3 separate regions of the Homo sapiens genome follow, and all the other regions are linked to region 3. Evidence: chromatin loops called from intact Hi-C (ENCODE). Cell type or tissue: endothelial cell of umbilical vein. All regions are shown on one strand.

Region 1 (8,000 bases), 87 kb before region 3:
CTTAGTGTGAGCTCCAAATTTCCTGCTCAGCCAGTGAGTGCATGGATGGTCGAGATCAGGTAGTGGCCTGCCTCCCCTACCTCAACTCAAACCATGCCCTGCCCTCACTCTCTTGCCCTGTCGCCCCCAAACTCCACACTCCAGCCACACAGGATCCTGCCATGCCCCAGAGCACAAGTTTTTGGCTTGGCAACATTGTATGTGCTATTCCCTCTCCCAACATATATATTCTTCTCCTGCCTCTTCCCCTCTGCCTGGCCAACTCCTCTGCTTAGATGTCACCTCCTCCAGGAAGGCTTCCTGACTCCTCCAGTTCATTCTGTGCTCCCCTGTGCCCTTTCCAGTAGCAGAGGTAGCACTGAAATCAATATTACCCACAGCTGTAGGGTGCACTTCCAGTCTGCGAAGCTCTTTCCTGTTCATTAACATGTTTAATCCTTGCAATGACTCTGCAAATTAAGGATAATCACTCCCTGTACAGGTGAAGAAATGGAAGCTCAGAGAGGTGAAGTGGCTCACTCATAGCCACACAGCAAGTAAGGGAGTAGAGTCCGTGCATGACCCCTGGGTTCACAGCCCCATCCCCAGGCAGACAGCAGGTGAGCAGGTGAACGTCCCCTAGCCACCACAGCCTACACCATCCCCAGGGACTTACGGCACACTGCCTGTGAAGTTGATGCCACAGAGGTGCTCTGAGCTGGTGACAGTGTCCCCAAATAGGGGCCCATCAGCTGGCACAAACTGGATGATGTTGGGGGGCAGGCCAGCCTCCCGAAGGATGCGGTAGACAGCATAGCTGGCCAGCATGGCAGTGTCACTGGGCTTCCATAGGACCACGTTGCCCTGCCCGGGAGGTGTTTCAGTGATGCATGAGGATGGCGCCACCAGCCCCCAACCCCCACCCCACCCTACCCTACAGCATGGTTGTCCCTCACCTGGAACCACCAGACTCTGTGCCAACCAGGACATCCCCTACCCGACCCCACTCCTCCAAGGCGTCTGGCCCTATCTCCAAAAGTCCCTGCCAAGGAGGCCACGGCACAGCCCAATCTGCCCCACGCTCTGGCCAAGGCTCCCTTTCCCCAGAAGCCTGCACCAACCGGTCCTGCCATCACCTAGGCAGGTCTGTTCTTACTGCTAGAGTCACTGAGTGCTCACCGGGCGCGGCGGGGCAAGTACACACGGGCTCTCTCAGCACATGTCCTGGGTCAGGCATGTGCAGCAGCCAGGCACGTGGGCGCCTGGCCATGCACCGTGTTTGTCTGTGCACAGATGCATGAGGACGTCCCCATCCATGTCCCTAGTACACACTCCGGCATCAGCATCCAGTGCCCCTGTCTGGGGCTCGGGGTTCCCGACAACTATGTGGACCTCTCCCACCCAGGCTGTCTGGGAGCTGGGCTGCACCTCCCCCACAGGCCTGGGACTTCATCCAGTAATAGCCAACCTCACTCCGATAATGGCAGAGGAGTGACTTGAATACCATCAACCCCGAGAGAGACTACATCCAAATCTTTCTCTGCTCCATCATTTATTTACTAGTCACTCAGTCTTGCCAAGTAAGTCACGGCTGTGTGTCTCAGTTTTGTCATCTGGCAAAGAGGCAGAGTCACAACTCCCTCTCGAAGCTGCTGAGAGGATGAAATGAGATCATCTCCATGCCGTGCTTGACAGCAGCAGGCACGTGGTGAGCACTGAAGGTCAGCGGTAATGATCATCAACAGAGCCACCAACACTCAGCCAGCTCCGGGCCAGCCCTGCCTGCTGCTGGATGTGTCTCATTTGAGCCTCACAACCCAGTCATGGAGGCTTTCCTATTATTTCCACTTTGCAGATGAGGAAACTGTGCCTCAGAGAAGTTCAGGGATTGCCAGGGTCTCCCAGGCAGAGAGGCACGACGCTGGGATTCAAACTGGGTCTCTGGTCCCAAAGCCTACCCACAGCCCCAAGCTGCCTCCACCTTCTGTGCCTCTCCCCATGACTAGGCTGAGACCCAAGGGGCTCAGGGTGGCCTCTGTCTGTCTGTTGGGACCAGGAGGACAACCAGCTGCCGCTGTCCCACCTGTGCCCACATCTCACCATCAGGGCCGGTGCCCCCGCCAGGTTGCCGCCGATTGCAGTGAAGTTAAAGGGCGAGATGGCCGCCACGAAGCCCTGGGGAAGGAGGCAGCGGTGAGATCAGGCCCATGGCATTGGGCTGCCCCGCCTGCTCGCCCACTGCCTCCTGCAGGTACCTCCAGACCCCGGTACACCGTGCTGTTGGTGCTCGGGGGCACGCTGATGGGCTGCTGCCCCTCCAGCTCCACCGCATACTTGGCATTGAACCGGAAGAAGTCGATGAGTTCCGCTGCAGCGTCAATCTCCGCTTGGATCACGGTCTTACCCTGCAAGGCAGAGGGCCGGGGGTCAGGAGCAGCCAACAGCCTCCTGTCCATCCTCTTCTCACATCTGACGCTGTGCCCAAAGCGAGCACTGAGCCGGGCCCCAGGAGGGACCAGGAAACATTTGGAGGGCTCACCAGGTCCCATCCCAGGGGCTGAGGGGGAAAGGATTCTCAAGCCCCTGAGCTAGCACCTCCTGTAGCCGGCCCTCTGGGCTGGACGGGGATCAGAAGAATTTTAGTGATCCTCTGTAGCAGGCCAGGTACTTGCCATGCACTGTCTTCATTTCATAGCAACTCTGAATGGTGGTGCATGGCAAAGGATCTATGGTCAAGCCTCAGACTAAATTCAGGATCAGAGCCTTCCAGACAGAAGGGCAGATTAGCATGAGCTGGAGATTGGTCACTGGAAAACCAGGAGAGAGACTCGGTGTGTGGGAGGTGGATGGCTCCTTCCCCAGGAATGATGTTCGGCCTTGCTGGTTAGTTTGGGCCAAAAACCAAGAGGCGAGTGACTGTGATTCCCTTAAACCGTCAATTCTTAATAACAGCAAATGTGAGCTGCAGGGAAAAGAACTGTGGACAGCCAAGAACGGGGCTTTTCCAGATTGACGTGGCCTCCTCTTGGCACCCAAGGTCACTGGCAGGTGCACGACCTATTAGAGACACACAGCCCATGAAGCTGAGCTAAGATGTGTACCTTGCTTCCTAGAAGTTCCTGAGTCTTAGGCCAAATACAGAGAAAGCCTAAACTGATCCTAGACTGTCTTCCCAGCAACGTGCGGCTCACCAGGAACACGCAGAGCTGACGCCCACCCCAGAGGGCTGCTGAGCCAATCTAAGAAGGCATTTAGCAGGCTGAGGGGCTGTCATACCAGCTCTGTGCAGCAGAGGGGGCGCTCACCATGGGGACCGAGGAGCAGGCAGTGGCAAATGCCTGATCCAGAAAGCAGCCTGGGTTCTGGCTCCTGCAATTTACCCTTCAGGAACCCAGGTTAGTTGGCAGCGTAGGGCTCAGGTCCTGGAGGTGGTGAAATAACCCTTTCTCCCTCGACTCCTGTCCCCCGCACACTCTGCCTGCTAGAGCCACTCCTCACTCAACTTGCATTTAGCAGGGTGAGGAGCTGTCATGCCAGCTCTGTGCAGAGAAAACCATTGATCAGGGGCTTGCTATGCCTCCTGAAAGGTATCATGCAAAGCCCAGAAAAAGACCGAGAATGTCAAGACATGTTTACTATGTCCAAAAAGCTTGTAAAGGGGCAGTACCTAGGAACTCAATACACTCCAGTGCAATCTGAGCTGTAACTGATGCAGGAACAACATGCTCTGGGGAAACAGAGGCAGGAATAGTCCTTTCGGCTGGAGAAGGCTCAGGAAGTCTCACGGAGGGGGTGACATCTGGGCTGGACCAGGAGGTAAGAGTTCACTGAGCACGGAAGAGACAGCAGGCATTCCAGGCAGGAGGACACGTGGGCAGAGGCAGAGAGGATGCCTGCCATGGCCGGGGAGTCCTGCTAAGTGCCAAATGGCTACACTATGGGCAGGACAGCTTGGCAGGGAAATGCAGAGCAGTGGGCGAGCTGGACAGAGGTGGGCAGAAGGGCCCTGGGTATGGGGCTCAGGTCTTGGGACTTGCCTCTCAGTGGTGGAGAGGTCTGGGTGGGTCATAAGCCAGGAGTAACATCCTGGAGGTGTTGGAAAGACCACTCTGAGGGCGGCGAGGGGCTGACCAAGCTAGGAGGCAGGGAGACAGTGCAGGCCACCACCAGTCCAGGCAAAGCATGACAAAGGCCTAGGAGCGAGGACAGAGGGATGGAGGAGAGGGGACATTTCCGAGGCAGGACACATGGGCTCTGCACAATCTGTCTCGCCTAATAATCTGTGATCATCCATCCCAGCTCCTAGGCCTTGTCCCTTGAGGACATCTCTGGGTCCCCAAAAGGGCTTAGGACCCAGAAGCGCTTCAGCTGATGTCTGCTGCCATGGGTAGGGCACACCTGACTCCCACCCCACCCCGCCCCACCCACCCGGGCCCACCAGCACCTCACCTGTCCCACCATGGTCTTGGCGAGGATCTCAGCCCTGCGCGGCCCACTCAGCATGTCTGCCGCCTTCAGGAAGATCTGGGCCCGGTCTGCAATAGGCTTCAGGTCCCACTCTTTCCGGGCAGCCAGGGCAGCCTCAATGGCTTTGTTGAGCAGGCTCTAAAGGGAGAGGGAGAGGTTGGGGACTGCCACCTGCAGCGGGAAAGGCCCTGGGGAGTGAGCGAGGGAGGAGAGACCTGGGAGGCCACTCTCTTCCATCCGGGGACAATGCCTGTCTCCCTGGGCCCTCAGCCCCCTGCCACCATAGCTGCCAACAACAGCGTCCCATCAGAGCCTGTAGTGGCTGCCAGTCTGAAGCCTGAAGGGCCCGGCCAGGTTGGTCAGCTCTCCGAGGCCTTGGCACTGAGTCCCGCAGCTGTTACACTGGCTCCACTTTCTCTCATGGTCTAATCAAAACCTTACCTTATTCTTGGGACCTGGTGCCCCTTAACCCACCATCCAGAAACTTGAGGTCAACTGGAGCCTGAGACACGGCTCTGCTGCTGGCCTCCCAGACCCCAACTGCCCTCATCGCCACACAATGCCAGTTCCTGGACCCCCAGCCACCCCAGCCCCTCCTGCTGGCCCTTTCCAGTGCCAATTCTTGGCCTAGCTTTCCATCAATGGTGTCTCCAATTGCCCTGACTCAGCCTTCCAGAATCCACCTCCTCCCCAGTCCAAGGTCTGCCCCACCACAATGGGCATGTCTGGGAATGTCTCAGCCCTGGCTGAGGCAGCTTGTGTTTGGCTCAAGTTAACCTTTGTATGCCTGGCCCAGTCAAAGACATCACCCAGGGACTCCCTCAGTGTCAGCCACCCCCTGCCCACCTACCCACCATGGCCAAAGAAGGACACAGCAACTGATGCCCCCTGCCCCCGCCATATCAGCAGCTGGCAGGGCAGAGCAGGGGCAGCAACCCTAACCCCGGGTCACCAGGCACACAGGCTCACTCACCTTGTCTGCATAACAGAACTTGGCCACCTTATGTCCATGGTTAAAAGGCTGAAAGGAGAGAAGAGTGAGGTCCTTGCCCGGGAGGGAGGTGCCAGGATAAGGATGAAGAGGACTGGACTCAGAGCCGGTTTTCCAGGAAAGTCCTGGACACGCCTGCTGTCCCCCCTCCCCCGCTCCCATGAAACCCTCCCCAGTGCCCGGCCCACAGGTTGCTCCCTGTTAAGGGTGCTGGTGTACCCGCTATACCATGAGTAAGACATGGCTCCTTCTCCAGAAGGCTCAGAGTCCAGGAGAAAGGCATAGACCCCAGGGTCTTTCCAGGAAAGCACGGACCTTTGTGGTCAGAGAGACATGGGTTCGAATCCTGGCTCTGCCACCTACTAGCTGTGGGGCCCCAGGTAAGCTCACTTCCTTCCCTAAGTCTCTTCATCTAGGAAATGGGGACTGCCCTCCCTGTCTCTTAGCATGGACAGGAGAACCAAAGGGGATCATGGATGAAAATTCTTTGGTCCAGTATGAGGCTGCGACTATGGGCAACAAAACCAGGTGAGGCCCAAAAGAATGCACCGGTGTTGTGACATGCTTGGGACTTCCGCCCTGCCCCGAAGCCATCATGGACAGAGCAATTGTTTCCTAAGCCCCAGATTTACTAATCTAAATAGGAAGATCCTCAACAAACATTTATAAACACAACCTGGTGTTGGTCCAAACCGCACCATTTTGTCAGCTCCCCGCTATTTTGCAGACCTCGGGCCAAGTGAAACATTTCACAGGAGCTCAGGCCATGAGAACCATCCGGCTCAGCCGCCTGACCGCAAGGCGGACGAAGGCCCACCTAAAGAAACTTCCCTGTTGGCCGGGCGCGGTGGCTCACACCTGTGATCCCAGCACTTTGGGAGGCCAAGGCGGGCGGATCACAAGGTCAGGAGATCGAGACCATCCTGGCTAACATGGTGAAACCCTCTCTCTACTAAAAATACAAAAAATTAGCTGGGCGTGGTGGCGGATGCCTGTAATCCCAGCTACTGGGGAGGCTGAGGCAGGAGAATGGCATGAACCTGGGAGGCGGAGCTTGCAGTGAGCCGAGATCGCACCACTGCACTCCAGCCTGGGCGACAGAGCGAGACTCCGTCTCAGAAAAAAAAAAACCATCCCTATCATATCTTGCTGGGTAAAGGTACAAGGAACACCACGATGACATCCCACCGGAGAGGGCCAAACCACCTGATCATAACAACATCTTATCAATATCCTGCCAGGCAGCAAGCCATACTGCCCAGACCCGTCTCACCCATACCGATGAGTACCTCAGCCTGTAAGCAGCGGTGGGCCCTGGCATTAAGCTGGTCCCCCACTTCCTCAGGTTTCTGCAATATACTGGTGTTGCTGTTTCAGCTGCCCTCTCTCTGTGTGTGTGTCTTTCTTTAACCCCTGTCTTCCCTTCAAAACCTAATGCCCGGCAGTGGTGAACGCTAGCATGACCAATGAAGCAGGGAGAAATTTCACTTCTTTCCTTCCTAGGGCTGGCAAGATAGTTTATATCGTAATAGCTGACACTTTTGCTACCTATCCGTCTTCTGGTGGGTTATTGGAGCTTTCCTGTCTAAAAGAGTAGCCACGAGCCACATTTCACATGCTCAACAACCACACGTGGCGGCTCATGGCCGCTGGAACGGACAATGCAGATCTGGAACATTTCTGTCCTCACTGCAGGAAATTCTACTGGCCGGCGCTGGTCTAGGCTTGAGTAGAAAGTGACCATTCTCCTTCATGTTAAAGCTTGGCACAGTCACTCTGTATTCGGGCCACACCTGAGATTGGCCTGTGATGCTTAAGGGCAGAGAAGGTGGCTGCGACCTGGGCCCCAGTGGACTGCAGAACCCCGTCAGCACTATGTCCCGGCAAACATAGATCCTGCCCTCACATGCCCCAGAACCCCAAATGTCTCGTGCCACAGTGATCAGCACATGGCCAGAATCTCCAGCCAGGTCGGCAAGGCAATGTGGGAAATGAAAATCAGCAGTATCCACCCAGGGGCTTATCAGAATGCCGGAGCCTCGCTGCCTGGAAAAATCCCAGCTGCCATGCAGCCTCAGACGCCTGCGGAGCTACAGGTGAGGGCAAGCTCTAGGCAGCTACAGAGACAACCAGGGAGCTGGGTGGCAGGTGCTGCTGTCAGCTGGCACCTGCACACACACCCAGTGACAGACAGAGTGACCTGGCCAATGCCTGCAGACCCCAGGCCATGCTTGGACAGCTCCAGGTAGTCCTGACCCAGCAACTAGAGCTCCAGGACACTGCTGTGGTCAACTCCTGCCCCAGGCTGTCCTGGGAACCTTCAGAGTGGGGGACCTGGGTCCTCCCCCTCAGTCACCCCTCCCCCTGCACACGTCTGCCCAGGGTTTCAGCCGGACAGAGCCAGAATGTGCTTGCCCTGTTTGCAAAAGGGCTGACCTTTTATTCTCCCTCAAATCACAGACCTATGAGTTTCCTGGCCCACGTAAAGTGCATGCCAGTTTCTGGATGGATAAACTCCAAGCATGGGGGCTTCTTAGGCCAATGCCATCTGAGGTGCTCGGGG
Region 2 (8,000 bases), 110 kb after region 3:
AATTTGATGGAACCTAATAAATGAGGTAGGAAACAAGGTTTTAATTCAGTCTTTACATTCCCACTAGGAGAAATTTCTTAAAAGCCAGCAGACCTAAACCAGTCAAACACGGTAACTTGTCAAACATGTGCTGTGTTAAATGGCAGCAAGCTGCTAGGAAGTTGGTATCAAGCAATGGTAATGTCTAAGATGGAGCATGCAGCCACCCTGACATCACCTAAATCCTGGGATAATCCAAGTTGCTCACCACACCCCATTGTTTCTAACCAGTATCGTTGCTACTTAATCCAATGATTCAGTTCAGGATTAAAGACCAGCCAGTTCCTTGGAATATGGGGAGCGACAGGCAGGGGGAGACTGCCTCTAACAATGTCCACTGCCTTCTCAGCAGAATTCTTGGTTTGAGGTTTGAGGAATGATTACACCAGGTAGAGCCAGTATGAAACACAGAAATATCAGGCTCCCCTCGGCACAGACAGTGAAATATCAGTGTCAGGATTCAGTTTCTACCACCCAAGCTCTACGGAGGTTTTGTTTGCCAACAGCCATCACATCTGTAATAAGTAAAGCCTAGGTGAGCCCTTGTCACAGAGTATTCTACACCTCAAAACACACTGGAACACATCCCATGACTAAAGGGACATATATTAAAATGTTTAGTATTAAAATGCATGGGTATATATAAGAATCATAAAAATAAGAAACATAGATGGTATTCATTATAGAAGCTAAAACTATATGGGCCTCAAGTGAAGGGGCTGCCTAGCATGAGACAGGCTATCCACACCTGCATTCAATAAATAACTCGCAAAAAACAAATAATATTAAATGGGGACAATTCCCTCTCTACTGAAATATGCTTCCTGTGGCCTCCCTCTGCCCCAGTACCTTCCCAAGCCCCCACTTTCTCTCCCGCATACGTGTGATGATGCTGCAGCCTAAAGTCCTGGAAGGTGGACCCGTGGATGAGGACAAGAATCCATTTCTCTGCAGCTCTTTACCCTGGCAGACAAGATAACAGATCAAGTTCTGACAGACGCCTGAGAATGTCCCAGGCTTTGTACTTGCAAGTTCCTGGCAGAGGAACTTTTTTTCTGAATGTCAAGTGTGCAGAAGAGGCCAGCTTCTGCTGAGCTACATTTCTGTGTCTCTGCTACTACCCCTTACCCCATGACTTACAGGACTTAGGACAAAGCCTGCCGCCAGTGAGGCTGCCCCAGCATCAGGATGATATCTCTACACGCCCTTCCAGCCGCGGTCTCTCCCCCATGGGTCTCCTCCCAGTATCGGGCTAACCCACAGTGCCTTTCCTAGTCTGCCTGATGAGTGCCGGGCTCACGGCCCCGGACCACGGCCGTATTTGGCCCTTTGCTGTGGCTGTTGTGCTTTGGTAAGCAGAAATCCTGAGTGACCCTGCCCAACTTAATTATTTAAGGCCAATTAGTAAAGGTGACGAAACTGCTACAGAGAAAACAGCAACTCATGAATGTAGTAGCTCACACTGGATTTCCTAATTAAGCTGTGACCAAATCAGCTTTTCCTGAACTGCCTGGGACAATAATGAATGCTAGTCTCCTAAGTGAGAGCAAAACAGCTCCTGTGGGTTCAGATTGCACACCCGCCATGGAGAGACTGTGCCCAATAAATGGCCACTCTATTTGCTGTGGATGCAGCATATGGATACTGGCCAAGCCTGACTTATCAACTTAGTATTCTCAAGATCTAACTTTTGATTTCCAGCAGCTAGTTAACTATTAATTCAGGCTCTTGGGAAATACTGGAAAGTGATATGTTAGGAATGGGGGCAGGGGTTACCTAGGAATCTAACAAGACGCCCCCTCCCACTCTCCAGTGATGATCTGGTACAGGCCAGATTCAACAGGACAGCTCCAATCTGGTCTCTCTGGGAGCGTGAAGTGCCCACAGACCAGCAACGCTTGATCAATCAGGGCTAATGGAAATAAAGACACCAGGTGTGCCAATGAGGGCACAGGCTATTTTCCACTTGGCTTGTCTTTATCACGGCCCTAAAAGTTTCTCTCTGCTCCCTGGATGGCCTACAAATGTGGACATGATCCCTCGAATCCTGGGCTAAAGCAGAATCACAAAAATCACAAACCCGATCTTCCAGAAATGAAGCAGAGGCACATTTCACTCGAGGGACAGAAGCAAAATGCCAAACCCAGAGCCTGCTCCGTAGCTCCCCAGGAAAGGTAGAGACTGTGTGGGGCCATTGGCAGCCTGAGTGGTACCCATGGGGTCTCCTCTGCGCACAGCAATCCATGGGGGTCCTCAAAGAGATGCTGTGGTGGCAGTTTCCAGCTGTTTCTCTTGAGACCATCTGTCCCAAATCACAGCCCAAGGTCATAAATCAAAGACCACTTCCTTTCTGACATGCTCTTTCTTGGGGAGGTGTCCACACGTATAGGAGAGTGGTCTAGAGGAAGAAAGGTTCATGGAATGTGGGACGCATGGGATAGGAATGTAACCAAGAAGAGAGAATGAAGACGAGTTTTTAATTATTAGAAAATACCCCATGTGGCCACACTGAAACTTTCCTGGCTTATGCCAACACCAGCAAGATGTGGAAAACCTGATTACTGTTCTTAGCCCTGATCATCTCATTGGTTTTATCACCCTGTGCCTGGCTGCCTTCCTAACATTTTCTACAGTAGGTAAGACTGGCTCTACCTTTCTAGTAGCGGAACAGAAAACCCAGAAATGACCAGGCAACCTGCCAGCCATCAGCTTAGACTCTTGACATGACAGACTGAGAAGGGAGAAGGGCTGGTGTCAACCACCGCAGTCACAAAGCATGCCTTCACCTAGCACGTGCGTACCACTAAGCAGCTTTTCAAAACTGATGATGGGAAATAGTGAGCAGCAGCTTCCGGAAGCAGGTACTGACCTGGTGGCTCCACCTGGAGCCACTGCCCGAGCCTGCGAGGTCACCAACAGCCTCCGCAAGATTTCCACACGTGTGGCTCTCCACTGCTCAGGGGGCAGGATGTGAAGGGCCAAGACTGTGAAATAGTAGGGCCCGTCCACTTCAAAGGCACTCTCCACCCACTTCTCCTTGGGCTGTTCCAGAAAGCCTTGGAGGTTCTTCTCTTCTCGGGAAGTTGCTCGGGTTCTAGAAGAAAAGCGGCATGATAAAATAAAAGCAGGGTGGAAGCAGGACCCGGCAGCAAGAGCAGGAAGAATTTGCTCAATTTGTCGTTGTCTTGTGACATTTGCTGAACGCTTGGATGACTCAACACTCCCCACCCATCCTTGCCGACTACTCCCACTTCCTCTGATAATCCACGCCCTTCGTCCCCTTCCAGGCCCTTCTTCGCGGCATCTTCCCTTCTTCCCTGGCCCCATGTCTAGCTCCTACCCCAGCTCTAATACAATTCCAAGCAACTACTGGTTCCTGAGCACCATATATCAGGGACGTTCACAATCTCCCCAACATGGAACTGTGCTAGTAACTCCAGAGGCCCAGAAAAGTGAAGTGACTTGCCCAAAGTCAGCAAGCTAGTGAGTGATGGGGCCAAAAACATGAATCAAGATTCCCTGGTGGGTCCACAGCCTGACTCCCCCTTGCTCCACATAGTCTTGTTATGTTATGTTTACATGGTTTGCACTAAATGTGCATGTGGTTCCTTTCCTAGGCTCCCTCTTCCGGTTTGTCTTCTTCTGATCTAGGATCCTCCCGCCTTCGTTAGAACAGCCTCTTCCAGATGAGCGCTGCTTCTTGTCCTCATGCGTCCTAAGTTGCAATGATGATGATGATGATGACCACACCAGACTCAGTGCCAGGCACTGCTCTAAGTGCTTTACGGGATTATTTCACTTAGTACTCACAAGAATGCTATGGGATAGTGCCACCACTATCCCAATTTTAAAGAAACAGAAAACTGCAGTACAGAGGAGGTAAGGATTCTGCCCAAGTCTCACATCGTGGAAAAAACTGTGTTCTGAAGCCAGGTAGCCTGTCCATCTTAACCCTACCTCCTTCTCCACGCTGAAGCTTTGACAAAAGGTCACGGAATCAGCACTGAGAGGTGACTTAAGTCCTTCCTGATGACACGCTTCTGGGTACACTCTCTCCTTAGATCCTGAATGGTGCTCTCATGCCATGAATGCTTGATGCCCTATCCTAACTCCATGGGGCACTGGTAGGGAGAGGTGGGGACAAACACAACACTAGAACCGGGAAAAAAAAGTTACCAGGTCTATAGGTGGCACTGGCACAGATGCTGGACTCTGGGAAAGCAGGAGGAGAGGGTGCAAGGACACCCTGCCTGCTTCTGCTGCCTGCAGATGGGCATGGATGGATACATTCAACTTGATCTTCCAGCCCTGTAGGGAATCTGAGGCTGTTGGCTGCTGCAGGATCTGCTCAGGCTCTGGTCTGGCTTACGGTGGCCATGCTGTGACATACTTGCCTCCATAAACAAATATTCCACCAAAGGCACTCAGCCCCACTGTGACCAAGCTCCCACCAATGTCAATTGGATAGCTGTCGACTGGGAAGCAGTCTGGGCCGAGAAGCAAGGCCTCTCTGTGAAGCTTCTGGGTCAGCCTCTGGCTGACCAAAGAAACTGTGAGACAGCCAATTCCCTTTCCAATGAAGGGACCTGACAATTACAAATGTCTGGCTTGTTCAGAAACATACTGACACCTAGTCACCCAGGGCTCTGTCCAGGGCCCCAGGAACACTGAGAAGGAGCGAAATTTGGACAGTGGGAAGGTCTGCGCCATCAGTGCTGCCAGGTGCTGCTCCCGCCAGTCTAAGCAGTTCAGCAGATGATGTAATGCACTCTGATGTCAACCTGCCCCTGCGTGTTTTAACAATGAAGCCTGTGGTCTCGAGGTCAGCCTTTTAACTCACAAGGAAATGGGAGGGAAGGAAAAGATAACATTGTTGAAGAGAAAGAACTAGAAAAGACAAGAGACAGATTGTCCTGTTGCCTAAACTGTGCTGCAGCTACCCGGGGTGAGCTGTACACAACCTTTCAACAGGGAACCGTAAGCCTCTTGCTAGGAGATGGGGCCTACAAGCATGAAACAGTGAATTAAATGGAAGAGCTAAAGGATAGTCAATCTCCTAATTTTTTTTTCTTTGAGACATGGTCTTGCTCTGTCACACAGGCTGGAGTGCAGTGGTGTGATCACGACTCACTGCAGCCTCAACCTCCTTGGCTCAAGCCATCCTCTCACCTCAGTCTCCCGAATAGCTGGGACTACAGGTGTGAGCCTGGCTAATTTAAAACAATTGTTTTTTTCATTAAGACAGAGTCTTGCTATGTTGCTTAGGCTGGGCTCAAGCAATCCTCTTACCTTGGCCTCCCAAGTGCTGGGATGACAGGCGTGAGCCACCGTGCCTGGCCTAAGTGCTTCTTTAAAATTACACTTCCAGGTACCAACCTAACTGTCCCATAATGTGCATATGGATAAAACTACCAATCTCTTTTTTTTCCTGGCTGCCTTCCTTGTCGGTTGACTTTCCCAGATAATCTTGAACATTCCCTTTCCCTTCACACTTGCCAGAAGCATTACCCACTGTAGAGAAAACAGGGATAACAAATCCAGTTTTCCATTTATGAACTGGGTCCTCAGCTCTGCTGCATCCCCTTGATGGGAAACCATCACCTGTAACAATCTATATGCCCTTGACTAATGATGTGGGCACAGCTCCGACCTGTGGCCTCCCCCCATTCAAGAGAACAGTCTGGAAAGTAGAAGTAGCCGCTGCATCGAAGTAGAGGCTTCAGTGGCCTGACTTTTCCCACTTCCTGCTCCCCTGTGAGCTGAACGTCAGTCCAAGGATGCGGTCTTGGGCTGCCCATGGTGGGAGACAGGGCAGTTTGGGGGAAGGAAGTTCCCTTTATTGCTTTTTCTGCATGGCCCTAAAAGAATGCAGATGAGCATCCCCACCTCGGCAAAAAGGCTGCCTTAGGCCAGACGCTTGCTCCGGAACTAGCATGAGAGGCTATGAAAAAGCTGAGGGGATCTCGGGCAGAGGGATGCAGGGTGGGTCTGCGAGATGCCGCCCCTGGGACACAGGGTACTGACGTGTTCAGGACGTAAAGCACAGTGTGAATGATGTACGGGATCAGGTGGATGTTGCTCTCCCGGCCGCCCCCGCCAGTGTCTGCGCTGAACGACTGCTCCATGGCGAAGCGCAGGAAGAGCAGTTTGATGTCATGGATGTTGAGCTGATACGTGGGCTCCCGCTGGCCTGTACATTCCTGGAGGTAAGTGTTGTGTCTAGAGGGAAGCAGAACAAACAATGAAATGGAAGTGAGTTCCTGGTGAAAACCCAGTTTGGGAGACAGAGCCTCCTTCCAGTACTCCCAGGCCTGATGGCTGCAAAGGTTTGCAAACGGAGACAAGAATACAAGGGAAAGTTGAGGCCAAGGCTGGGGCCAGCAGGACGACAAGGCCATAGGACGTTTTCATTTCTGCAGTGACTGAACGTGACACTCGCCAAGTTTTGATGAGAGCCCACCACTCTTGGGCGCCCATTTCTTAATGAACTAATGTTGTAGGACATACCGTGGCTGCATGTGGAGTACATTTTGGAGGAAGCAATGTAGAACTCATCCATTCTGACTGACAAAGTGACCTGTCCATAAGAATGAGCTCTTCAATCTCCAAATAAAAGGGTTTTTTGTTTTTGCTTTTGTTTTTCCTATGTCAATACACATTCCCATCTATCTGGGCTGTGCCTCTTATTAACTGGGTGACCTCGAGCAAGTTGCTCAAACTCTGCATCTCATCTGTACAATGTATACAAGAATACATGCCTGGCCGGGCACAGTGGCTCACACGTGTAATCCCAGCACTTTGAGAGGCCGAGGCAGGTGGATCACCTGAGGTCAGGAGTTCCAGACCAGCCTGGCCAACATGGCAAAACCCCGTCTCTACTAAAAATACAAAAATTAGCTGGGCATGGTGGCAGGCACCTGTAATTCCAGCTACTTGGGAGGCTGAGGCGGGAGAATCGCTTTAACCTGGGAGGCGGAGGCTGCAGTGAGCCAAGATCACGCCACTGCACTCCAGCCTGGGTGACAAGAGCAAAACCCTGTCTCAAAACAAAAGAATAGAGGTTAAGCATTTCAACATGCTCTCCATTGTCACTGCCAGCTGCCTGTTTTATGACAGGCATCTTTTTATCCCTGAGCTTTGAAATAGGACTTGGGGTGGGGCACCACTCCACAAGGCATCAGCAAGACATGAGGACCTCACAGATGCTTTAGCTATTCTTATCTGGGTTTTTAGGACCAGGAAGGCCTTCTAAGGAGCCCAACATCCCCCCTGCCACTAAGCCACTTTCGTATTTAAACCTCAGAGCCACACACTGTAGAAGTGAACTCAGAAATTCTGGCCTCAAGGACCAAGTTGGCCCCACATCTTCTGTCATAAGATCAGCAAAGGAATAGTGAAGACCCAGAAATTTCATCTGGTACCCTGGAAGCTAAGGGTGCTGGTTCCTCCCACCCTGTGGTGGGCCATGTCAGGTCACCCCTTGAGTAAGCCTCCATCCCCCACCCTGTATGCTCTGGACAGCTCCCCAGTCAGCAAGCAGACAGACATGGATTCCCAAGGAAGGTAACAGGAAATGGTGTCACCAGGGGATTGGGCTGATAGCGGGTCTTGTCCCATCCCCTGCAAATCCCCTCCATTCCACCATGAAAAATACTCAACACTCACCTTGCCAAGCAAGTGGCAAAAGCTGATTCAGGGACATGAGGTCCCCAGACCGGAAGGAGCCCGTTGCACTTGGTGTTGGCATTCTGCAGGGCGGCACTCTCCCACTCTTCCCGGCCTCGAGCCAACCTGGATAGGGAGGAGAGCAGGGACAAGCGACTGCTGGCATTAACGTGGCAACCAGGCACCTGGGCGGGGGGGCGGGGGTGGGGGTGGGGGCATGCCAACACTAAGAAGTCAGTCGGCCCAGGCTCCTGACCCTGCGAAGAGAATTTGCTATTTGTAGCCTCAATGTGGTA
Region 3 (8,000 bases):
TTGTGATCCACCTGCCTCGGCCTCCCAAAGTGCTGGGATTACAGGCATGAGCCACCGTGCCTGGCCAACTTAGAAGAATTTCTGTGAAGATTAAACAAGATGCTATATCTGACATGCTCAGCACAGCCCCTGGAATAGTATAAATACCCAACAGTTGATAGCTACTTTGTTATTTGACATGGTTTGGCTCTGTGTCCCCACCTAAATCTCATGTCAAATTGTAATCCCCACGTGTTGCAGGACCTGGTGGGAGGTGATTGGATCATGGGGGCAGACTTCCCCCTTGCTGTTCTCGCTGTTCTTGTGAGCTCTCATGAGATCTGGTTGTTTAAAAATGTGCAGCGCTCCCTGCTTTGCTCTCTCTCTCCTGCTGCCATGTGAAGGTGTGCTTGCTTCCCCTTCAACCTTCCGCCTTGATGTAAGTTTCCTGAGGCCTCCCCAGCCATGCCTCCTGTACAGCCTGTGGAGCTGTGAGTCAATTATACCTCTTTTCTTTATAAATTACCTGGTGTCAGGTAGTTCTTTATAACAGTGTGAGAATGGACTAATACATTATCATTGCTATTATTATGACAATGACTGTTTCAATTATTATTAAGGCAAATAATATCTATTAAGCAGGCATCACAATTTCAAATGCCTACAGAGGCTGAACAGGCAACACAAATCTATGAATAGGGCAGTGAGCAATAATGGGGCATGGTGGAGTCTGTGGCAAATTGGAGTGTGCATGCCTTTGCTTAAAGGCACTCTGTGAAATAATTAAAAAATAAATATTTAATCTTTTTGTCTGGTTTCTAGTTCTCAGCAGGGTTTCTGAGTTTCTCGGAATTTACTGTACTTTGCTTGCTAGTGAGGGGACTCCCAAAGAGCTTCAGGATGAGAGCTAGTCACCAAAAAGACCAAGCCATGATTAGAGGGTTGAAACTTTCAGCACCACCACTCATCTCTGGGAAGCGGAGAGGGGCTGGAGATGGAATTTAATCACCCATGGCCAAAGATTGTAATCAATCATGCCTAAATAATGGAACCTCCATAAAAACCCCTTAACAATGGGGTTCAGAGAGTTTCTGAGTTGGTAAACACATGGAGGTGCTGGGTGGGAGGGTAGGGGGCCGGGAGAGGACACAGAAGCTCTGCGCCCCTCCACCAGTACCTTCCATCTGGCTGTTCCGGAGTTGTACCCTTTGTAACAAGCCAGCAAACATAAATGAAGTGTTTTCCTAAAATCTGCGAGTCATGCAAGTGAAATATTGAGCCTGAGGCGGGGTCAGGAGAACTCTCGATTTGTAGCCAATTGGTCAGAAGTCTGGGTGATCTCCTGGGACCAGTGTCTGAAGTCAGGCAGTTTTGGGGGACTGAGCCCTTCACTTGTGCAGTCCGCATGCATTCCAAGTAGTTACTGTCGGAATTGAATTGAATTATTGGACCCTCAGTTGGTGTCGGAGAATTGCAGAATAGGTGTGAAAAAACAACAACATAATTTAGTGTCAGCTTAAGAAGACAGCAAGGTAGCACATGGCCAAACTAAAAATAATAATAATATTTTAAAGTACAGGCTGGGTGCAGTGGCTCATACTCGTAATCCCAGTGCTTCAGGAGGCCAAGGTGGGATGATTGCTTGAGTCCAGGAGTTGACCAGCCTGGGCAACATGGCAAGACCCTGTCCCCACAAAAAATTTACAAATCAGCCAGGCATGGTGGTGCACACCCATAGTTCTAGCTACTCAGGAGGCTGAGGCGGGAGGATCTCTTGAATCCAAGAGGTGAAGGCTGCAGTGAGCTATGATCACACCACAGCACTCCAGCCTGGGCGATAGAGCAAGACTCTGTCTCAAAAAAAATAAAAAAAGTACAGCACAGTGTCAAGTGACTGAAGGAGGCCCAGGGTGAATCCTGAGGGGCCAGCCATGCTTGGTTGGTGGTTACCCCAGTGTCTGCTAGGTGACAGTTCACTGAGCCAGTTAATAAAGTATTGTACTTGTTTCTGTCTGTGTTATTACTTTACCATATGTAATAAATCTCAAAAGCTGTTTATAAGTATTTAACTATACAAGTCAAATAAAAAACATCTAAGGACCAGATCTGGCCCCCAGGCAGTGCGTTTACTACCCCTGAGTTAGGTACTCCTCCCAGAACGAGAGCACCTGGCATGCTGCAATCACCTGGGTACCAGGAGTTAAGAATCTCATCGAGTAAGAGCTGGCAGAATTGGAACAGGACCAGAAGAGCTCATCTGGTCCATGCACATATGCTATTATCATTCCCATTTCTCAGATGAGGCCACTGAGGCCCGGAACATCAGAAGGCATCATGTCACTTGGGACCTTAAAATTCCCAACAGCCTGACTCTTTTGTCCTGTCTTCTTCACAAGCCTCATGAAGCCCCCCAGCAAGCTGGTGTCTAGAAAAGGCAGGCGGGGTTGCGAGGTTATCTCAGTCAGCTTTTATGTTCTTGATTCCCCCTTGTTGCGATTTCAATTATTATTTTAGCGATGCTTTTCAAAAATACTCCAAAGCTTTCAGGCATTAATGTCTCATCAACCTGGATTCATCATAGTTGTGATTACAATCTTCTTAAGAATAATAATTCTCTGCATTGGCCATCAACTTGTCAGTAGGCAAGCTCAAAACACTTAGCAGAGGTTGACTCATGCCCCCGAGGCTGATCAGAGACAGAAATTTTCTCCCCAGATATTCAGCAATCTTGGTTATAACTCAGGGCACCATGCAGCCACCAGCGGTCTCCAGTAATAGAGCCAGGCTCATCTCTAGGCACTGGATGACATCACATCAGTGCTGCCTCCCACCGTGGATCCCAAGATGATTTGAGGCTGTACAAGGCAAAGCATTGAATAAACATTGACTTACATTAAGAGATAACCTCTCATTCATTCCTTTCCCATTTTTTCTCGCAGATTTCAACAAGTAGAAAGTCTCAGTCTTGTTCTCATCTGTCCTTGACACCTCTGTATTCCTCTTCAACAAAGAAAGAACAAGCCCCAGGCTCAGATGAGAGGTCTGTCGAGAATTTAATAATGTAAATTTGCATTAATCATTTTTTTTTTTGAGTCGGAGTCTCACTCTGTTGCCCAGGCTGGAGTGCAATGGTGCGATCTTGGCTCACTGAAACCTCTGCCTCCCGGGTTCAAGCGATTCTCCTGCCTCAGCCTCCTGAGTAGCTAGGATTACAGGCACGTGACACCATGCCCGGCTAATTTTTGTATTTTTAGTAGAGACGGGGTTTCACTGTGTTGGCCAGGCTGGTCTCAAACTCCCAACCTCAGGTGATCCGCCTGCATCAGCCTCCCAGAGTGCTGGGATTACAGGTATGAGCCACCGCACCCTGCCTATCATAGTTACATGGCCATCTTGTATCTATGTTAAGTGACGTTGGTATGATGAAAATTTCCTTTTCAAAGGAATTGTTTAAGTAAGTAAAAGGTGAATCTAAAAAATATATAATAATTTAGGTCACAGGTCTGCAAACTATGAGTCGAGTCAAATCTGGCCAACTGCCTGTTTATGCACCGTTCACAAACTAAGAATGGATTTTATGGCCAGACATGGTGGCTTACGTCTGTAATCCTAGCACTTTGGGAAGCCAAGGCAGGCAGATCACCAGGTCAAGAGATCGAGACCATCCTGCTCAACATGGTGGAACCCCATCTCTACTAAAAATACAAAAATTAGCTGGGCGTGGTGGCGGTCACCTTTAGTCCCAGCTACTTGGGAGGCTGAGGCAGGAGAATTGCTTGAACCCGGGAGGCAGAGGTTGCAGTGAGCCGAGATCACACCACTGCACTCCAGTCTGGTGATGGAGCGAGACTCTGCCTCAAAAAAAAAAAAAATGGATTTTACATTTTTTAATGGCTGGAACAAAGATCAAAGGAAGAATACTATTTTGTGTGAGTCAGCCATGGTGACTCACACCTGTAATCCCAGCATTTTGGAAGGCTGAGGCAGGAGGATAGCTTGAGGCCTGGGGTTCAAGACCAGCCTAGGCAACATAGCAAGACACCATTGCTACAAACAATTTAAAAATTAGTTGGGCATGGTGGAGTACATCTGTGGTCCCAGCTACCTGGGAGGCTGAGGTGGGAGGATCACTTGAGCCCAGGAGGTTGAGGTTACAGTGAGTTATGAGCACACCACACACTTCAGCTTGGGTGACACAACAAGACCCTGTCTCTAAAAATAATAATATTTTGTGGTAGTGACAAATATATGAAGTTCAAATTTCAGGGTCCATAAATAAAGTTTAATTGGCATACATCCAGGTTCATTAGTTTACTTCTTGTGTAAGGCTTCTTTCCTGCTACAATGGCACAGTTGAGTAGTTGCAACAGACAATGGGCTGCAAAGTCTAAAATATTTATTATTTAATCCTTTATGGAAAGAGTTTGCCACCTCCTGGTGGAGGTGGTTAGCTAATATGGCAAAGATCTTGGTGATATGGCAAAGATCCAGTGAACTCGTCACTGAAACTCTGGGAGATTGTCATCATTTATTTCCACCCAGTTTATAGGTGAGGAGGAAACTAAGGCTCAGCGAGGTTCAGTGGCTTCCCCAAGGTCACACAGCTAGTCAGCAGCAAGCAGGGATTTGAAATCAAGTTAGATTTGAAAGGGGCAGGAGGATACACAGGGCTAAAAATAACATATGCTTTACTGAGCTTTCTTTCCACAACTCACACCCGCTCCGTTCTGCATGTCCCCCACACACTTCCCACTATCTCTCTTTTTTATTTTTATTTTTTATTTTTATTTTTTAAGAGATGATATCTCTCTATGTTGTCCAGGCTGGATTTGAAGTCCTAGGCTCAAGAGATGCTGCCGCCTCATCCTCTCGAGTAGCTGGGACTGCAGCCCTTCCTCTTCTGCCCTCACTCTATGGGAGGAAGCCGTGGATTCATCATCATTTCCTAATAATGTGGCTCGTCTCCTCAAGCTCAGGACAGGCCCCTGGGGAGGGAACTGTGTCTTATACAAAGTTCACACACTTTAGCAGGACAGGAGAGGTCCTCTGCGGCTTGAGCCTGGTCTCCAGCCTCACCTCACCTCTCCCTTGCTTATGTTTGATGCTCCAGCGATCCTGAATTGTAACTCCCAAACCCGTCCCCAAGTAATATCACTACCAGTTACAACTTCCCCAGCCTAATGTGCTAGCTCAGGATTCTACCTTTACACAGGCTGTTCCTTCTGCTGAAAACCCTCCCTGCCTCTTTTATACCTAACTCCTATTCATTTTTCAAAGCCTCAATCAGGCATCAGTATGGAAACCACTGTGTTCTCCAGTCTCACTCCCAACAGAGGAGATCTGTCCCCCGTGCTGCCTCCGTGCCTCCTGTTATTGATAAGACCGTAGAACGGGCAGCTTAGACTGCAAGTTCTGGAGCCAAACAGCCTGGGTTCCAGTCTGGCTCCTCCTAGTTCTAACTGTGTGTTCTTAGACAAGTGACTGAGCCTCTCTTTGCCTCAGCTGCTTCATCTGTAAAATGGGTGCAGTGACAGTAGATTGTGCCTGGCATCAGTGTTAGGATTGAATAACACCCGTGAAACCCCTGCACATAGTAAGTGCTCGATAAATTTTTGCTGTTATACTGCACTGTATTTGCAGTTGTCAGTTTCTTTCCCCTCCCACACACCCTGGAGTTGATCGATCAGGGGTTCTGTGGGACTGGAGACTGGCTCTTGCCTAAGGGGACAACTCCCCAGTGCCTAATGCAGTGTCAGATATGGGATAGATACTCAGTAAAGGTGAGTTCCCTCCCATCTTTTTCCTCCTCACCTCCACCCTACCCCTGCTCCCAGCTGAATCAAGCAAACTGAGCACAAGCAAACTTGTACTAGCCTGCCCAAGTACAAGTCTGCTTTCTCACGGGGGTCCCAGGGCCATGCCAGGAGCTGCCCCTGCGGTGTCCCTTCCAGCCCCTTGAAAATCAGAGGACAGGCCGGACGCCATGGCTCACGTCTGTAATCCTAGCACTTTGGGAGGTCGAGGCAGGTGGATCACTTGAGGTCAGAAGTTTGAGACCAGCCTGGCCAATATGGTAAAACCCCGTCGTACTAAAAATACAACAACAACAAAAAAAAATAGCCAGGCATGGTAGTGGGTCCCTGTAATCCCAGCTGCTCGGAAGGCTCAGGCAAGAGAATCGCTTCAACCTGGAAGGCAGAGGTGGTGGTGAGCCAAGATCATGCCACTGCACTCCAGCCGGAGCGTCAGAGAGAGACTCCATCTCAAAAAATAAAAAAAAAATAAAATAAAAAGAAAGGAAAGAAAGAAAGAGAGAGAGAGAGGAAGGAAGGGAAGGAAATCAGAGAAGAGTACCCTATAAACACTGGTTTATGAGCCAGGAAACAGACTAAGAGGCTTGCCTTGTTCCTGAGTCAGTGGGACCTCAAACAAGGCCACAGCAGCGTCCTTGTTCCTGGTCCAGCCCCAGCCTCTCTCCTGTGAGTGGGCTTCCCTGCTAAACATAAATCTGTTAAAAAAAAAAAAAAAAAACCCAGCCAAAGACATGCCTGAATGGTGTCCTCGCAGCTGGGCTGGGGGCCAAGGTAGCAGGAGGCAGAGCAAGGCCGAGCCTCCCCAGTCAAACCAGAGTCCCCATCCGTCTAAATGGAAAGGAGGTGGGTCAGCTGCAAAACAGGCCTGAAAGCCCGGGTATAACACCATAGCGAAGAGCTCCGGCCCTGGGTTCAAATGTGAACCTCACAACTTAATAGCTGTATAACCTTGGGCAAGGCACTTCACCTCTCTGAGCTTCAGTAAAATGGGAATAGTAGCATCCTGTCTCACAGAGTGGCCATGAGGATGAACAAGCACTGGAAAGTGCTTTGCACACAGAGCCAGGCACAAAGTACTGTCATCCGCCCTTCCCTGTAGCTTCACCTTCCGCAGTTTTGGTTACCCCTGGTCAACAGTGGCCTGAACACAGGTGAATATGTACAGCACAATAAGAGTTGTTGAGGGAACGAGAAAGATCACATTTACGTAACTTTTATCACAGGATACGGTTATAATTATTCTCTTTTACTTTTACTGTTGTTAATATCTTACTGTGCCTAACTTATAAATTAAACTTTATCATAGGTATGTATGTATAGAAAAAAACACAGTATATATAGGGTTTAGTACTATCTGCAGTTTCAGGCATCCACTGGGGGTCTTGGAATGTAGCCCTCTCAGATAAGGGGGACAATTGTAAGTCTTTACTTCACCCAGCTCTTTTATTTATTTATCTATTTATTTATTGGGAAAAGATCTCTCTCTGTCTCTCAGGCTGGAGTACAGTGGTGTGATCACGGCTCACTACAGCCTCGACCTCCCGGACTCAAGCTATCCTCCCACCTCAGCCTCCCCAGTAGCTGGGACTACAGGCTCACGCTACCACGCCAGGCTAATTTTTGTATTTTTTGTAGAGATAGAGTTTTGCCATGTTGCCCAGGCTGGTCTCAAACTCCCAGGCTCAAGCAATCTGCCTGCCTCAGCCTCCCAAAGTGCTAGGATTACAGGCATGAGCCAACGCACCCAGCCAAACCGGCCCTTATCCTCAGTGTAGGCACTTCCAGTGACTCACGGGAATCCTTGGGACCCCGTCTTTCCTTCTCCAGGCCTCAGCTCCTTCAGCGTAAGTCATTCCTTATATTCACCTCCTCAGGGTGGAGAATAGAAAGACCAGGCTTGTGGGGCACACTGGGAACAAGATGTGGATGGGCCAGCAGGGGTCATGAGACTCATCTGGCCCCCATAGGACCATAATCACAACTAGTGCTTGGGAGCACTGCCTAAGCCAGGGTGCCCCCAAAAGCTGATCTGATACAAGGCTTCGTGTACCTGAATATGTCGCTTACTGGGGTGAGAAGTTTGAGGTCAGAAGTTTGAGACCAGCCTGGCCAATATGGTGAAACCCCCCAATATGGTGAAACTGGGGAGGTGATCCCAGGATGAGGAAGTGAGACAGAAAAAGGAAGGCAGACAGCCACCTCCGCGGA

Evidence for each region. Peaks named below come from ENCODE experiments on the same cell type or tissue, not always from the same donor. Only the 100,000 strongest peaks of a DNase experiment are listed, where the experiment ranks them.
Region 1: a loop joins it to region 3, with 10 times the contacts of the local background. A loop is called at or near these places in 10 of 110 quality-filtered maps.
Region 2: a loop joins it to region 3, with 2.9 times the contacts of the local background. A loop is called at or near these places in 12 of 110 quality-filtered maps.

The regions. Positions count from the first base shown.
Region 1 is chr1:18,881,045-18,889,044 of GRCh38, forward strand. It overlaps ALDH4A1 (aldehyde dehydrogenase 4 family member A1), which reads right to left. Exons shown (of 15, transcript NM_003748.4): 4 at 5,420-5,467; 5 at 4,429-4,584; 6 at 2,235-2,384; 7 at 2,080-2,154; 8 at 656-843. MIR4695 (microRNA 4695) reads right to left here and starts at 2,231; the gene lies at 2,158-2,231. RefSeq lists a silencer at 3,085-3,316. In endothelial cell of umbilical vein, a CTCF peak has its summit at 3,258; a DNase peak (open chromatin) is centred at 3,267.
Region 2 is chr1:19,078,441-19,086,440 of GRCh38, forward strand. UBR4 (ubiquitin protein ligase E3 component n-recognin 4) reads right to left here. Exons shown (of 106, transcript NM_020765.3): 101 at 7,705-7,830; 102 at 6,064-6,258; 103 at 2,909-3,133. Among named protein-coding and RNA genes, the nearest start is that of IFFO2, 130 kb to the left of the region's middle. RefSeq lists an enhancer at 2,655-3,854. In endothelial cell of umbilical vein, no CTCF peak of the experiment used is centred here; DNase peaks (open chromatin) are centred at 3,281 and 4,871; H3K27ac peaks cover 4,029 bases.
Region 3 is chr1:18,968,269-18,976,268 of GRCh38, forward strand. LOC105376815 (a long non-coding RNA gene) reads right to left here. Exons shown (of 3, transcript XR_947015.2): 3 at 2,210-3,021. Among named protein-coding and RNA genes, the nearest start is that of IFFO2, 16 kb to the left of the region's middle. In endothelial cell of umbilical vein, no CTCF peak of the experiment used is centred here; DNase peaks (open chromatin) are centred at 4,443 and 4,923; H3K27ac peaks cover 898 bases.